2 separate regions of the Homo sapiens genome follow, and region 1 is linked to region 2. Evidence: chromatin contacts called from ENCODE Hi-C or POLR2A ChIA-PET data. All regions are on one chromosome and are shown on one strand. Each heading gives the region's core, a stretch centred on a gene start or an enhancer-like site at or near the end of the contact. The rest is flanking DNA. Distances are from core to core; before and after follow the strand shown. Region 1 overlaps TEAD1 (TEA domain transcription factor 1). Region 2 has its middle 75 kb from the start of TEAD1.

Evidence for each region. Hi-C counts contacts between places; a loop is a spot of excess contacts on that map. ChIA-PET counts read pairs that join two places held with the same protein, here RNA polymerase II (POLR2A). Pooled maps may share reads with other maps.
Region 1: a loop to region 2 is called in a pooled map, with 2.2 times the contacts of the local background. The contact joins two enhancer-like sites. A Hi-C loop is called at or near these places in 1 of 168 maps with a recorded cell type or tissue (mesothelial cell of epicardium) and 1 of 50 pooled maps. POLR2A ChIA-PET finds 5 or more read pairs at or near these places in 3 of 52 experiments (BJ and WTC11).

Annotation. Positions count from the first base shown.
Region 1 is chr11:12,691,213-12,694,046 of GRCh38, forward strand. The region is part of intron 2 of TEAD1 (TEA domain transcription factor 1); the gene reads left to right. Among named protein-coding and RNA genes, the nearest start is that of TEAD1, 18 kb to the left of the region's middle. RefSeq lists an enhancer at 2,196-2,834. Within about 2 kb of position 1,564, at least 31 of the 41 ENCODE cell types and tissues checked have a DNase peak (open chromatin) inside an H3K27ac peak, as active enhancers do.
Region 2 is chr11:12,597,748-12,600,724 of GRCh38, forward strand. No RefSeq gene overlaps it. Among named protein-coding and RNA genes, the nearest start is that of TEAD1, 75 kb to the right of the region's middle. RefSeq lists an enhancer at 1,775-2,069. Within about 2 kb of position 1,569, at least 2 of the 41 ENCODE cell types and tissues checked have a DNase peak (open chromatin) inside an H3K27ac peak, as active enhancers do.

The DNA of each region.
Region 1 (2,834 bases), core at 314-2,813, 93 kb after region 2:
CTGATGCTCAAATTGTTTCATCTTTGGCCAGTGGGAATTTCTTTAGTTGGCTCCTGTGGCCTTTTGATGTGACCCTATTAATAGTCTTTTATAGTTTCCTTGCTGTCCAACCTCTTGTGTATTCTGGGAGATAGAATGAACCATTTCTGCAGAGTTTGGGTTCCTTTTAGTGAGAAATGGAGTTTCTAGGCTATGATGTGTGTGCTAGGTTCTCTGCTTTTTTTCTCCTCCCACTCCTTCAGTTGAATAATCTGCTCACCTTTGGAAATGGATCCTGCCTGCCATGTCAACTCTAATCGTGGTAAAAGCTTTCCTTGCACACTTGCTCATGCCTGGCCTCTTTGGCTCTCATTTGCCACTTTCATGCTTGTGCTTGTCATCTTGTCCTTTCCTCCCTTAAGAAAAAGACCAAACTGAAGAATTACCATGGATGGTTTGTGGTTTGACTTGCCTCCTGAAGGCCAAAGCTCATGTTAATGTAGGCTTCACAGAAGTCTTTAGTCATTGCCTTCATCATGTCTGCCTGATAGTTTGTTCTATTCCTTGTATACATAACCAGGACATGAGAGATTCCTTATCTTATTACCACCGTGAGCCATTCAGGCTGCAAGCTGTATTTCGATGGTATTGTTGGGTACGTTTGTACTCATCTGTTTCAATAAATATTGATTGAATTAAGCTTTGTACTTCTTCTCCAAAGTGTTTAAAATAGAATGTATTTAATGTCCTAGTCATTTAAAGAATTTATCACTAGTCTATTATTTTTATAAGCTTAAATAAGTTAAAGATTTGTAGTTTTAGATAGATTTATGCATTGGATCCCTAGTTGTAACATAGCTATTGTTTTAGTGCTGCGGGCCTATAGTAGTAGGCCTGCAAGTCTAAGATGAGTGTTTTTTATTTAACAAGTCTGCTATTAAACTTATTTTTAGTATTATAATTTCTGTCTTTGCTTCTTGGAAATTGTTTTATGCCCATGTTGGTGCATCATAGACTATGCACTTAGGCCAACCACCCCCCAGTCCCCCCAGCAAAGCAGGGCTCATTTTAAAGACACGCTCTAATGCTTTCTTCAGAGTTTCCATTCAGACCTACAGTTTTAGCTTCAGTAATACTTTTTTGTTTTGTTGGTGAAACAAAGCTGTATGCGTTCACAGTGCAGCCAACACAGTCTCATGACGGCACAAGTGAATAGTCCTGAAATTATCATCATTCTCCACACCACTGAGAAGTTAACCAGCATCCTGGCCTGGGAAATTTTGGATACACATTTAATGCCCCTCACCCACCACCCCGGCTTTTTTTTCTTTTTAAAGCCGCAAGCTTAATGTAATGGTTCCTCTGTATTAAAGGAAAGTACAGTATTGTAGGGGTTTATTTCCCCCCCGCCCCCGCTTTCCTCCGTGGGCACTGAGAGTAGGGGGAAGAGCCCCGTAATTCACAAGGCAGGCTTCTGTGCCCCGCGGTAAACTCAGTTTCACAAAGGGAATTTTCATTATGGTCCTGTGGCTCCCTAACATAGTGGAGGCTTCAGGAGGCAAGTGGTAAAAGCTACCAAAGAAAAAGCTGGACTGGAGCCACTGACGTCATGTCAGTAAATCTGCTGGAGGAGCCCAGCCATGCAGCGCCTGCCAGCCGGCCCCTGCACTTTGGCCTTGCCTGGTCAACTGTTCTTACTGCTTCCTCCACCCCCACCCCACAGAACAGCCTGTGTTTTTTGTGTTCTTTTCCCCCTTTTCCTTCTGTGCAACTGGGCTGTGTTGAAACCCATAAAGGCTTTTGAAAACCACCCCTACTGGTCCTGTGCTTAATGTCTTGTGTGGGGATAGTGGGGAGAACCCAACAATCCATGAATGAGGGAGGCTTTAAAAGTTTTTTCTAGTGGGGACCTCTTTGTGATGAATAAATCCACAGGGAACATCATGGAAAGCAGCCAGAGGTGCGAGCCCCTGGTGCTTAGTACTTTTAAAGAACTTCGCTTTTAAGTCCTGGGCTGTGTGCACATGTGTGTGTGCGTGTGTGCATGCGCACAGTAAAGGACAGAGAAGGCCAGTCAGCACATGGGTGGAAATACAGAATTTCAGCCTTCTAGCAGAGGATGATTTAAGAGAATGAGTTCCAATGCGAGTCCTTTATTACCCATTAATCATTGGTCTGCTCACTCTGAACTCTGGTTTGCAACTGGAACAGTTAAATCTTAAGCTACATGCTTCTGTACATCCTGGATATTTAGAGTCACAACCCCAGATGGGCCTGAATTAAAATATTGCTGTGCTAAATCTATTTTTACATCTAGGGGAATGACATCTAAAAATAAACCTTATCCCACCTGTTATCCACTTTTGGGAAGTTGAAACGCTGTTAAGTCGCAGCCCATGGATTAAGCTTTGATGACGGCTTCCCATGTGATGCCTGCATTCCACTTTTCCTGCCACTGGCATGATGTTTTCATTGTTTCGGTAACCGTTGTCCTCCTGTTTATTTTGCTGTGAATATTCATTTGCAAATAAGAGTGAAGCATAGGTTCAGACTGGTTTTGATTTTCCTGAATCTTAGGGTCAGAAACATATTAAAAGCAGTATCTTATCCATGAATCATGAGATGAGTCAGTTCCTGAAACCACTACAAGCCTCATAGTTCTTGGCTACAAGCAAAGGCAGGAAATCCAGGCTTCAATAACTTCCTTTCCCAGTCCTGGCTATAGCCGCGTTGGTGGTTAGGTTCTGCTGCCTGCCTTTGTAAGCGGTAGGAAGATGTATGTCTGAGGAACAAAGGCACTTGAGTCAATTTACTGAAACTGTTTATAATTTGTGGTCTTGATCTGAATGTCAGGC
Region 2 (2,977 bases), core at 319-2,818:
AAAACGGGGTTTCACCATGTTGGCCAGGCTGGTTTCAAACTCCTGACCTCAAGTAATCCACCCACCTCGACATCCCAAAGTGCTGGGATTACAGGCGTAAGCCACTGCGCCCAGCCCTGACAAGGAATTTATATCGAGAATATAAGAACTCCTATAACTCATTCAGAAACAGATAAGAGGCCCGATTTTTTTTAAATGGGCAAAATATTTAAACATCCATTTCACAAAAGAGGATTATGGGCAGCTAATAAATACGTAACAATATCTTCAACATAATCAATCTTCAGGGAAATGTAAATTAAAATTATGAGACAACATGAACTAAAACTTATGTGTAATGGTTAAAATTTGAAACACTGATAATAGTGTTAATGAGGATGTAGAACAACCGAAACTCCAACAGTGTTAGTGGGAATATAAAATAGTACCACTTGGAAAAACAGTTTGGCAATTTCTTAAAAAGTTAAACACATGCTTTGCATACAACCCAGAAATTTCATTCACAGGAAATAAAACATTTGAGAGAAAAACAAAAGTATATGTCTAAACAAAGAGTTGTACACAAATGTTCATAGCATTTTTCATAATCGCTCAAAATTGGAAGCCACACAAATGTCTATCAGGGGGAATGGTGAATAAATTGTTGTATATCAATACAACAGAGTACTACTCGGCAATAAAAAGAAACAAACCCCTGATGTATGCAACAGTATGGATAAATCTCAGAAGTGTTATGCTGAGCAAAAGAGCCCAGACCCAAAGTGTACACAGTGTGTGTGTGTATACACACAGACACATACCCCTTAGAATATCTATCTATAAATCAGAATATGATACTTAATAGTGCTCCAATAACGTTACTTGTCTCTAAGTTCCACCCAAGAGATGACAGAATCAGAAGGTTCTGATATTTCTTGGAGATCTTTAGCCAGCCCTCTGAACCCTAACAGTTCAGAAGTAATTACGGCCCGAGTTACAGATCAAGCCAGCAGACACTACTTTCTTCTCTGAGTAATAAGACAAAACACAGGAAGCTGCGGCTTGGCAGTGATTCTTTGATAAAAGGAAAGCTTGTAGAACAAACCATAGGGAGGGAGAGGGATAGGAAGGAAGGAAGGAAGACACAAGTAGAATTGTGAATAATTAGGTTTCTCCCTTCTGCTTTGACTCCAGGTTTTTTCTTCAGTTCTATGATTGGTCATGTCTATAGGTAACAAATAATTACTGTGTTCAGTGCAGGATAGCCTGGTGGAAGGCAAACAGCCCTTGAAGCTCTCAGATCTAGGCTTCAATGCCAACTTTTCTATTGCATGGCTGAGTGATCCTCAGCAGGAGACACAGGATCTCCGTATTGCAGTCTCCTCATCTCCAAGATGAGGATAATAAAAGAATCTAGCTTACAGGGGCATCCTGGGGATTAAACAGCACAGGCTTCCATTGAAATGTATTAGAAACTGGGTAGTCAAAAACTGGAGTATTCAAGTGTGTGACCAAGAATAGACACAGGCTGCACAGAGCTCAGGGCCCAGTCCAGATTGGACGAGAAAGTTCCCTAGGCCAAGCTGGCTAAGCACCGCAGGTACCATTATAACGCCAGCCCTGAGGGATGTGAGCCAACTACTTAAGAATTAGAGAGGCCATAAAAGGCTTCGGCCTCCTCCACCCAATTCCTCAGCCACTTTCCTCCCAGAGGACCTAAGCTCTGTCCCCTACCACTGTTTGTCCTCTTGGTACTGGAATCCCCAGAGCAGAATGTGAGTGTGTCCTCCACCTGGGGAAGGATTGCGTCACAAGCTGGGTGCCTCCTGTGAAGTGTTTGCCCTGCTTGGGCTTAGTAAATACAAATGGCGGCCACCATCTGCTCTTGACCCTTCTGCTCCACGAGCGCGGAGGCTCCCTGGCCCAGTTGGTACTGGGTGCTTCTCCGCAGCGGCCGCCAGGGGGAGCCTGGGCCGAGAGCTCTGGGAAATCGAACAACTCGTTGAGGTCTTAGTTATGGTAGAAAACCTTGAAGTGGTGTTAGGTCAGCACCTGCGAGGGTCTCATTCTAAATACACCAGTATTTGGAGGATGTTTGAGAAAGGGAAATTGTCCAACAGTTAAGTAAAAAGAGCTGGAAACAAATTATCTCCATACTCTCCCTTCACTGGCTGAGAGACTAGTCTGGGTCTTCCCTGACTGCCCAATTTACATTCAGATGCTATGCAGTGGAGCCAGGTGCCGTGGGTCATGCTTGTAATCCCAGCACCTTAGGAGGCTGACGCAGGAGGATGACTTGAGCCCAGGAGTTTAAGGCTGCAGTGAGCCGTGATCACACCACTGTACTTCATCCAGCCTGGACAACAGTGTAAGACCCTATCTTAAAAAAAAAAAAAAAAAAAAAAAAAAAAAAAAACTGTGTAGTGGAAAGAACAAGAATCAGAAGTCATGGGTGGATCCAAGACTGTTCTGGACCCTCCCTAGTTATGAGAACTTGGACATGTCTCTATTTCCCTGAGCCTTTGTTTTTTAATAATGTCTGTTACCATTCATCAGTTATTTTCCATATGCCATGCTGCCAAAAATTATCTCATTCAATCCTTGCCATAATTACATGAACAAAGTGTTTGCTATGTACAGTTTATAGATTAAGAACTGAGGCATAAAAAGTAGCTTACCCGAGGTTTTTAATCTACTAGTTGTTCAGATCTTTCTGACTTCAAAGAGTATGCTGAAGCCCTCTTCTATTTCCACTATACTCTCATTTTCAAATGAGCAATAGTAATAATAATAATATTGCCTTTATAACAGATTTTTACTTGCAAACTTGAAAGTTATTCAAATGATTATATTCTAAGTTTCTTGTTGTATGTTTTGGGATCTGCAATGAGCTGAATGACATATGAATGTCTCAAAATTCATATGTTAAAATCTCAATCCCCAATATAATGGTATTAGGAAATGGGACCTTTGGGAGGTGATTCAGTCATGAGAGTGG